Regions from separate parts of the Homo sapiens genome. Here region 2 is linked to region 1. The links are chromatin contacts, found by Hi-C or POLR2A ChIA-PET in ENCODE. All regions are on one chromosome and are shown on one strand. Each heading gives the region's core, a stretch centred on a gene start or an enhancer-like site at or near the end of the contact. The rest is flanking DNA. Distances are from core to core; before and after follow the strand shown.

Region 1 (5,308 bases), core at 1,884-4,383:
CGATTACTTTCCCCAATCCATAAATCCACTACTGCAGCCCACATCTGGATAGATACAGTGATTCAAAGTAGAAAATGATACCAGTTGAGTCCCTTCTCAGTATTTTTCAAGCCATCGTTCCTGCATTAAACAGGTACGCCCAATTACAAATAACAACAGTTACCATCTACCTATCCCCTTCTGTGGGCCAGTATGAGTGCTAGCCACTTAACATCTTTCATGTCATTTAATCCCTAGAGCAACTCTGTAAGAAACATATCATTACCTCCATTTAATAGATGGGAAAGTAAGGACTCAAAGAGGATGTAAGGCTGCTAAGCGGCAGAGCCAGATTTCAAATCCAGGGCTGTCTGACTTCAAAGGTCATGCTCATTAAGCTACACTGTCTACTGAAAACAGAAGCATAAAAATCACCAAGAAGTTTCTCAAAGATTTGCTCAACTTTTTAGAGTTCCCAAGCATAACAACTCAACTGCAACAAATACAACTGGCTGTATTAATACACCTATCCACATGAAACATTAATTCCATGTTGTCAAAGAGCAAGTTTTACAAGATGACTCCAATTCTCATCTCAAGGGGATATGAGAAAATTTACAGTTAACTGAGCTCAACTTCACTCAAGCTTATGCCTCATCTTTTCCATATTATATAAAAGCTCTAGCAGGCTTATAATCCCAGTATGCTGGGAGGCCAAGGCAGGAAGACTGCTTGAGGCCAGGAGCTCAAGACCAGCCCTGGCAACATAGCAAGAGCCCGTCTTTATAAAAAATAAAAATTAAAAATAAATAGCGAGCCATGGTGGTAGCACATGCCTGTAGTCCCAGCTACTTGGGAGGCTGAGACAGGGAAGATCACATAAGCCCAGGAGTTGGAGGCTGCAGTGAGCTACGACTGCACCACTGCACTCCAGTCTGGGTGAAAGCTCAAGACCCTGTCTCCAAAAAAGAAAAGAAAAAAATTCTAATATAAATATGTAACCCGAAGTTCATGTTTCCTCATTAATTTTAGTGGTATTAGGCCAGGAACGGTGGCTCATGCCTGTAATGCCAGCACTTTGGGAGGCCGAGGCAGGAGGCTCGCTTGAGCCCAGGAGTTCAAGGCTGGCCTGGCAACATAGGAAGATCTTGTCTCTACCAGAAAAAAAAAAAAAAAAAAAAAAAAAAAATTAGTGGTATTAGATACACATTCCACTCTTCTATTCCTGCGGAAAGATAGTCATTCCAAGCGCAAAAAATCATAATATTACAATAGGAGGCCAGGCGCGGTGGCTCACACCTGCAATCCCAGCATTTTAAGAGGCCGAGTCGGGCGGATCACATGAGGTCAGGAGTTTTGAGACTAGCCTGAGCAACAAAGCAAAACCCATCTCTACTAAAAGTAATTAGCCGGGCGTGGTGGAGGACGTCTGTAATCCCAGCTACGCAGGAGGTGGAGGCAGGAAAATCGCTTGAACCTGGGAGGTGGAGGTTGCAGTGAGCTGAGATCTCGCCACTGCACTCCAGCCTGGGGGACAAAGCGAGACTCCGTCTCAAGAAAAAAAATTAATAATAATACTACTAGAAAAGGAGCCGAACAACAAGCAGGTAAATCTTCCTTATATACATCATTCTTCAAAGGACTTTGGGGTTTCTGCTAATCTCTTTTTCTCCAAGACTTACTCATTCCTGTTGCTTTATTAGTGCAAGGACTAAGAATCACAAGTTACCTATTTTCTCAAACATGAAAGCTGTGTTTGAATCATCTTGTGTAACCTAACCAGTCGGACAGCTAATCTTCAGGATTTCAACAGTCATCGAAAAGGTGGAAGAACTGCTGCCATCTCTCTTCAGAACAGTTCTAAAACTCCCCTGGCGTGTACAAGCCACTACCAGCTAAAACTGAGTCACAACAACTCTTGGGCTCTAAATAAAGATCGAGGCGAAATCTTTCACTCCTATTTATTTCCCAACCAACCAAACAAGCAAAACGAAACAATCACCTTTCTACTCAATCATTGCTGAACAAACACCACATTCTATGTAAGTCCTCAGTGCAATTTTCCTTCCACCCATTCCCTAGGCCTGCTAAGCTATGTTCCTGCCCAGTACCTTCTTTTCTCTTCAAGTGAAAAACACCATTTAAAGACCAACTCCTCTTTCGCAGGGTAGTTAACTTTATGCTAACTGCAGATCCATCTTATCTAGTCGCTTAAGACAATTAACTCTTAGCTTAATAAATACTATGTATTGTGGGCTAGCTGGAGCTCAGCAATGAGCTTGGTCTCCGCGCCTGGGGGACGGGTGAAAACAAGTAACTGAATTAGATGGGACCAGCGGCCCACAGAATTCAGGAAGGCGCTCACACTGGTCTCCCGCTTTCACAATGGGTCTATTGGTCCAAAGTGGCAACTTAAGAGAGGCTCTTAATGCTTACGCTTTCTCGTACGGCTGACGGATTTGCCAAATCCCACCCTTTGGGAAAGTGACAGACTGGACTTAACTCTTTGGCTGCCCCTACTGGGCAAACCCAAGGGAAACCCCAATCCCCAAGCGCTTTAAAAATGTGACGAGTTCAATTTAACTCTTTCCGAGCCCCCGCGGCGTTGAGGACACAGCCCTTGGAAAATGTCTACACTGACTTAACCCTTCCGCTGCCGATCTCAGTGCTACTCCCCGCGCCGCCAACACGCGGGAAATTCCAAATGCTGGCCCTCGGGAGATGACAGGCCCAGCTTCGCACGCCCCCCGCCATCAGTCCCATCGCGCCGAGGGGGGCCCCAACTCAGGCCTTGGAGAAGCGCCGGGCCGGACTCCTGGCTGCGGAGCCCCGGGCGAGTGAGTGGGCGGGCGCTCACCGCGATGACATTGACGAAGGTGGTCTTGCCCGAGTACTGCAGCCCCACGAGCGTCAGCTCCATCTCTTCCTTCCAGAAGAGCGAACGGAACCAGTCCAGCAGGCGGGAGATGAGCGCCAGCATGATGGCGGCCGGGAGCGAGAACGGACGGGAGGACGGACGAGCGGCGGCGTCGACGACTTCCACACGAGCGGGCCTCCGCCCGGACCCTCCAACGGCTCCTTGGTGCCCCGGCGCGACACGGGCGGACACCGGCGGGCGGCAGCAGCCAGACCCAGGAAGCCGAGCGGATCATATGACTCGCCCTACCCCCCACGCCCGTCCCGGCGCCGCCGTCGGCACCCACGGCAAGAGCGGCGCGGCCAATCCGGCCAGGCCCGCCCGCCGCTGGCATCGCCACCTGGTGGGCATGCTCCGCAGCACAGCGTACCCTCGGGCCCCCTTGAGGCTTTCTCTACATTCATTCATTGTTGGTTCATTCGTCATTCATCCACTTATACATTCGTTAATTCATTCATTCATTTTTTGCTATAATTGTTCATTAACAATCTGCAGGAAGACTTCAAGACTCTGGAAGAGTTGGCGTGGAATAAAAATTCCTGTCCTACATTTTTGGTAGTAGCAAAAGATAGTGTTAACTTAAAAATGACACCGTTTATAAATTTAGAAAGGAGAGCATTATTTCTTAAGAAGGGGATTATAAGCTGTAGGCAGGACGTGCAGCCTCGGGCCAAAAAAAACAAAAGTAAGCACTTTGAGAGAGGGAAGGGTGCAACAAGAATTTATATTGAGGAGTTGGCCAAGTAAACATATTTAACTTATGGAAGGAGCTATTAATATGTATGAAGGTGGTCTTACACACATAGTGAACAAATCTGTATGTTGCATATGACCTATGTTCATTTGGGGTGGCGACTTAACATTTAAATGTATTATAATCAGGCAGGGCGCGGTGGCTCATGCCTGTAATCCCAGCACTTTGGGAGGCAAAGGTGGGCAGATCACCTGAGGTCAGGAGTTTGAGACCAGCCTGACCAACATGGTGAAGCCCCATCTCTACTAAAAATACAAAATTAGCCGAACGTGGTGGCATGCACCTGTAGCCTCAGCTGCTTGGGAAGCCGAGGTGGGAGAATTGTGTGAACCCAGGAGGCGAAGGTTGCAGTGAGCTGAGATCATGCCACTGCACTTCAGCCTGGGTGATAGAGTGAGACCCTCGTCTCAAAAAACAACAATTAAAAAATAAATAAAGTAAAAGTATTATAATCAGGCCCTCCACATCAGAAAGTGAATCAGGGACGGGAAAGGTATTGAAGTGCTTGGCCTCTGTAAAACCAGCCAGAACTGGGCTGGGCGCGGTGGCTCACAGCCTGTAATCCAAACACTTTGAGAGGCTGAGGCAGGTGGATCAGGAGGTCAGGAGTTTGAGACCAGCCTGGCCAACAAGGTGAAACCCCGTCTCTACTAAAGATACAAAAAATTAGCCCAGGCCGGGTGCAGTGGCTCATGCCTGTAATCCCAGCACTTTGGGAGGTCAAGGCGGGCAGATCACCTCAGGTTGGGAGTTCAAGACCAGCCCGACCAACATGGTGAAACCCCGTCTCTACTAAAAATACAAAAATTAGCGGGACATGGTGGCACGCGCCTGTAATCCCAGCTATGCTGGAGGCTGAGGCAGGAGAATCGCTTGACTCCGGGAGGCAGAGGTTGCAGTGACCGAGGTCATGCCACTGCACGCCAGCCTGGGTGACAGAGCGAGACTTCATCTCAAAAAAAAAAAAAAGAAAGAAAGAAAAGAAAAAGCCAGCCAGAACCAATGCATGGATGCATGGTTAGTTGTCTCTTAACAGGAGAAAGTTACAGAAATCAGTCTCTTGTCTAATCAAAGCCATAGTTAGGCTTGTGGAACAGGTCAGTTAGCCTGCATCTGGCAGAGAGTTGTAACTGTTTTAATTGTGTTTATCTCCAGGCCAGTGCTGGTTTAGCTGGTAGAGAAAAAGAGAAACCTTGCACTTAGTCATTTAACTCTTGCCTAGTATGGCCTTAGGTCCTGTTTATAATTTGGTATCTAATTGTCACAAAGAGTCTGTTCTGTCAGTCTTGTGATCTCTATTTTAACGTTAATGTTGGTCGTTTGTTGTTTCTTTCTTTTTTTTTTTTTTTTTTTTGAGACGGAGTCTCGCTCTGTCGCCCAGGCTGGAGTGCAGTGATGCGATCTCGGCTCACTGCAAGCTCCGCCTCCCGGGTTCACACCATTCTCCTGCCTCAGCCTCCCGAGTAGTTGGGACTACAGGCGTCCGCCACCACGCCCGGCTAATTTTTTGTATTTTTAGTAGAGACGGGGTTTCACCCTGCTAGCCAGGATGGTCTCGATCTCCTGACCTCGTGATCCGCTCGCCTACGGCCTCCCAAAGTGCTGGGATTACAGGCTTGAGCCACCGCGCCCGGCCGGTCGTTTGTTGTTTCTAAACG
Region 2 (5,308 bases), core at 1,648-4,147, 99 kb after region 1:
ACAGGTCCTGGATTCTGCCCTGAAGGCACCCGGTGGCCCACCTTCCATATTGTACCTGATTGTCAGGTTTTCAAAGCACACTCGCCTGAGGGTGTTAGAAACAAGCCAGAGAAAACTAAAGCCCAGAGAAGAGCCCTAGGATAGCCTGTCACTGGGAGAGCTGACTTTTCAAGCCTCTGTGATTTGGTTTGGTTTGGGTTGGGTTGGGTTGCGTTTTTTCTTACCTTTCTTGCCATAGATCAGGGTCTCACGAACCTCTTAAGAGTCAATGGCCCGTCCACTATCAGTGAAGCAATATATATATTTTTTTATTTTGTTTATTTGTTGTTGTTTGAGACAGAGTCTTGATTTGTCACTCAGGCTGCAGTGCCGTGTCTCGATCTTGGCTCACTGCAACCTCCGCCTCCCTGGTTCAATCCATTCTCTTGTCCCAGCCTCTCCAGTAGCTGGTATTACAGGTGCATACCACCACGCTCAGCTAATTTTTTTTTTTTTTTTGTATTTTTAATAGAGACAATGTTTCACCATGTTGGCCAGGCTGGTCTCGAACTCCTGACCTCAAGTGACCCGCCCGCCTTGTCCTCGAATAGTGCTGGGATTACAGGTGCGACCCACCACACCCGGCTGCAATGTTTGTTTTAATTACTTTTGGCAAGTATTTCCTGAGTACCCCGAGCGTGCCAGGTGAAGAGAGACGGATAATAACAGCGCTAGCCAGCACGTATTAAGCCTTGCAAAGCTGCACGGGCATGAACTTGTGGCTTCAACACAACCTTATGAGGTAGGTGTTATCCCCATTTTACAGAGTAGAATACCCAGTTAATGTGAGACCAGCTGGGAAGTAAAATCAAATCTGAGTCCTAAACTAGAAGTCTGTACCATTACCAGGCAGCCTTGCAAAACATCAATTAACATGACAGACATGGCCCTTTTTCTTTGGAATTGATGCTTTTTTAGTGCATTTTTAAGACCATGCATTTAATCTTGAATTATGTGTTAAAAATGTGAGATGAGGATAAAAGTAATTCCAAATAAGAAACACATAATAACAGCAATGCAACTAGCATTGAGGCCTACTGTATGCCAAACGCTGTGCCAAAGCCACTACCATTATTACCTCATTTGATACAACAACCCTATGAGGTCAGTTCTATCACTTTGGTCCCTACATTGCAGATGAAGAGACCGAGGCACAGAGGCGAAGTAACTTGTCCATGTCCCAGAGCTGTAAATTAATGCTCAGTAATGAGCAGAATAGCGTCCTGGTCCATGTAAGCACTTAATGCACTTGTACTCGGCTTTGGAAAGAATGGAGAGACTGCAGTGTATACAAACATCCCAGGAAAACCTCATTCATTTGGACCATTTCCGTCTAGATTTTATTATAATTTGAAAGGAGCCTAGGGTCGTGTTCTCTCTTTTTTTTTTTTTTTTTTTCTGCTTGCGGGGAAAAGCTAAGCAAATAGTACAAACAAAGTAAAAATATTTTTGTGGGGCGTTTTAGAATTTAGACGAGATAGGGTGCATTCAGGATAGTATGACCGTAGACACATTTTAGTATTTATAAAGCATTTTCCTACCCAGGAGTTAACTTTATCTTCACAATACCCCTGAGAAGTAGTTAGAACTGGTCATCTTAGTCCCAGTCTACAGGTGAACTCTGAGAATCTTTCTAAAGAAGAATTTCTAACTAGTAAAGAGAACAAATGATCTTTAGGGACTCGAAAGTAAACTACCCACAATAGCTGAGATGTGAAAACAATAAATGAATGGATAAACTAAATCTAGTATGTACATACAATGAAATATTATTCAGCCTTAAAAAGGAATGAAATTCTGGTAAGTGCTACAATATGATGAATGTTGAAGACATGATGCCAAGTAAAATAAGTCAGACACAAAAGGACGGTATTGTATGATTCCACTTATATGGAACACCTAGACTAGACAAATTTATACATACAGAAGTAGAGTAGAGGTACCGGGGGCTGGAGGGAGAGAGGAGTGGGGAGTTCTCGTTTGATTAGAATTCAATGAACAATTTAATTGGTGATGAATTGAAGGGATGCTGAACAAGCTCTAGGAATGGGTAGTGATGGTTGCACAACGTTGTGAATGTACTTAATGCCTCTGAATTGTGCACTTAAAAATGGTTAAAAGGTGGCTCACGCCTGTAGTCCCAGGATTTTGGGAGGCTGACATGGGTGGATCGCTTGAGCCCAGGAGTTTGAGACCAGCCTGAGCAGCATAGTGAAACCCCATCTCTCCAAAAAATAAAAAAAATTAGCTGGGTGTCGGGGCACATGCCTGTAGTCCCAGCTTCGTGGGAGGCTGAGGTGGGAGGATTGATTGAGCCCTAGAGGGTGAGGCTGCGATGAACGGTGATCACACCACTGCACTCTAGCTTCAGTAACAGAGGAAATTCTGTCTCCAAAAAAAAAAAAGTTAAAATGGTAAATTATGTGTTATGCATATTTTACTACAATGAAAAATTTTAAGAAAAAAAAGGTAACCCACATAGCAATCCCCATGCTTATCCAAGTCTTTCTTTAAAAGCAGACTCCTGGGTACTTATTAAAGCAGAAGCAGTCTTAACCCAGGCCTGCACTTGAAAGCAAGAAAACATCATGCCTTTAAAAAATAGCTCACGAGCGTGTGTTTTCACTAAACACAGGAGGCTGGTATTCCCCTCAGGTATTCCAAGTGAGCAAGATATGGCTGGTAGAGGGGAGAATTGGGAGGTGAGTCACCGGTTTGGCAGGTGACGTCACCATGAGGTGACCGTCTGCGTGGTGTGCCTTCCAACTCCCACGTCTCCCATTTTCTCCACTCAGGGGCGGCCAGGTCACCAGCTGGCTCAGCTGGAAGTCTATCTGTTCTGGTGTGATGTTTAGTGAGAAACATTCCTCTTTATGACTCAGTGACTCAATATCCCAACAGATGGGTTCAGGAAGGCTCCAGCAGCTAAAGCCAACTCCGAGGTCGAAACCTGGATAGCCAAGGAGGAGATGAAAGACATAAACCCTTGGGAAGGGAGAGGAGAGAGCTCGTTTTCTGTTTGTTGGAATGCTAAATATCTAAGAAGTAATGGGATGATTTAGGATAATAATTATTATCCTAAGACAACTTAGGAGACTGGCACACGGAAGAGGATAGTAAATATTTATTGAATGAAATATTCATTGATTATTATTTCAGAGGTATTCAGCTGCAAGAACAATCCCAAACTATGAGTGAAAAACACAGATTCTCGGGCGGGCACAGTGCCTCACGCCTGTAATCCCAGCACTTTGGGAGGCCAAAGTGGGTGGGTCACTTGAGGTCAAGAGTTCGAGACCAGCCTGGCCAACATGGTGAAACCCTGTCTCTGCTAAAAATACAAAATTAGCCAGGTGTGGTGGCACAGGCCTGTAATCCCAGATACTCAGGAGGCTGAAGCAGGAGAATCGCTTGAACCCAGGAGGCAGAGGTTGCAGTGAGCCGAGATTGTGCCACTATACTCCAGCGTGGGTGACAAAAGGGAAACTCCATCTCAAAAAAAAAAAAAAGAAAAAGAAAAATGTATATTCTTACTTATGTCTCACCAACTCTAGTTTTCTCAAAGGGGCACCAGAAATGGAGCTTGATATATTTTCATGGAATTGACACAGGTTTGATACGGACAACTATGATACTGACACAAAGAATCATGATGTTTATGCAGGTAATGAGATCATTAACAAGTAGTAATGTGAAGGGATTGTCTTGGACATGTTTGTACACTCATCCAGCAATTGTTAGCAGAGGTACCATATCTATATAAGATGAAAGGAAATGAGAAAGAGAAAGTATTTGCTTTATTTGTTTTTCCTTTTTTCTCTTTAGGCTCTATACTGTTGAGTCAATCTGGGATGGTTTAAGGTACATGAGCCTCGGTATCAGGCAAGCCTCAAATTAGTCAGTGAGGACTCTTAGTTGCAAGACAGAAACTGGATTCAAATTAGCTACAGGGGGAAAAAAAAGATCCAGCTGATGGCTTCAGGCATAGCTGTTTCCAGGTGCCCAAATGCTAGTGTTAGAGATTTGTTGTTTTTTTAATCTTTCAGCTCTGCCTGCCTATAAGATGACAAGGAATTGTCCCAGTAGCTCTAGTCTTACCTTTTGTGAGCTTAACAACCTCATTAGAAAGAGATCTTTCTTCTCAACAAAAATATCAGGATTAACCCTGGCCAGCCTGGCTTGAGTCACATATTCCTCCCTAGACCTGGAGATGGTGTTAAAGCCATAAGATGATGTTTCCAGAATAAAAAGGAATGGTTGCTGGGCAGGCAAAAACAATGGGTGTCACTCCCTCTGTGCAAATGTATGCCTGTGGGAGAGAGGGTTTATAGTTTATGTGGCACTTTCCTGATTTGTCACTACCTAGTGAGTCAGTCTGATGTGGTGGAATACGAGCGCTCTGGACTCAACAGGCCTGAGTCAAAATGTCGGCTCTTCATTAGCTGTGTGGCCTTGGGCAACTTACTTAAAAGTAACCGTGCGGGTAACTAGCATGTTTTGAGCGCTCGGCATGTGCTAGGTGTTACATATATTAATCTCGTTACTCCACAGCTCTGCAAAAGAGTTATTTTCTCCTTCTTATAGATGAGGAAGCTGAAGATCAGACAGATTAAGTGACCTCCTCAAGGTCACTAAGCTAGCTAGGGACACTCCAACCCAGGGTGCTCTGACTCAAGGCAGCCTCTCTGACCTTCCCTCTCCATGCCTGAAAAATGGACATGACATGGAGAAGAAGAAAGTGGCAGAAGAGGAGGAAAAGGAAAAATACTGAAACAGTGAAACGCCCACAACATATTAGCTATGCAATCAATCTAGTTCCCTTCATCCGTTCTTCCACTCACTTCTTTTCTTACTTTCCTCCATCTTTTTCTTTCTTTGGGCACTTCAAAAGGTCCTAGCTTTCTCCTTCCTTCCTTCCCTTCCTTCCTTCTTTCTTTCCTTCCTTCCTTTTTTTCCTTCTCTTTCTTCCCCCCACCTGCCCTTTTTTTTTGGACAGGGACTCACTCCGTCATCCAGGCTGTAGTGCAGTGGCGCGATCTCAGCTCACTGCAACCTCCACTTCCCATGTTCAAGCGATTCTCCTGCCTCAGCCTCCCGAACAGCTGGGATTACAGGCGCCCTCCACCGTGACTGGCTAATTTTTGTATTTTTAGTAGAGACAGGGTTTCACCATGTTGGCCAGGCTGGTCTTGAACTCCTGACCTCAAATGATATGCCCGCCTCAGCCTCCCAAAGTGGTGGGATTACAGGCTTGAGCCACTGCACCCGG

The links. A loop is a pair of places that touch in the nucleus more often than their neighbours do. ChIA-PET counts read pairs that join two places held with the same protein, here RNA polymerase II (POLR2A). Pooled maps may share reads with other maps.
Region 2: a map of mammary epithelial cell shows a loop between it and region 1 (12-fold over the local background). The contact joins the enhancer-like site here to the promoter of ARL8B in region 1. A Hi-C loop is called at or near these places in 5 of 168 maps with a recorded cell type or tissue (B cell, CD14-positive monocyte, PC-9 and 2 more), 1 of 37 single-sample maps with no recorded cell type and 16 of 50 pooled maps. POLR2A ChIA-PET finds 5 or more read pairs at or near these places in 6 of 52 experiments (A549, HEK293, MCF 10A and 3 more).

What each region holds. Positions count from the first base shown.
Region 1 is chr3:5,120,117-5,125,424 of GRCh38, reverse strand. ARL8B (ARF like GTPase 8B) reads right to left here and starts at 3,133. Exons shown (of 7, transcript NM_018184.3): 1 at 2,837-3,133. The coding sequence starts at 2,959. It overlaps LOC124906212 (a long non-coding RNA gene), which reads right to left and starts at 2,366. Exons shown (of 2, transcript XR_007095800.1): 1 at 1,709-2,366. RefSeq lists a silencer at 3,068-3,327.
Region 2 is chr3:5,020,985-5,026,292 of GRCh38, reverse strand. No RefSeq gene overlaps it. Among named protein-coding and RNA genes, the nearest start is that of BHLHE40-AS1, 44 kb to the right of the region's middle. RefSeq lists enhancers at 2,557-2,926, 2,374-3,573 and a cis regulatory region at 4,266-4,464. Within about 2 kb of position 2,897, at least 18 of the 41 ENCODE cell types and tissues checked have a DNase peak (open chromatin) inside an H3K27ac peak, as active enhancers do; they include PC-9, endothelial cell of umbilical vein and mammary epithelial cell, where a contact is called at or near this core.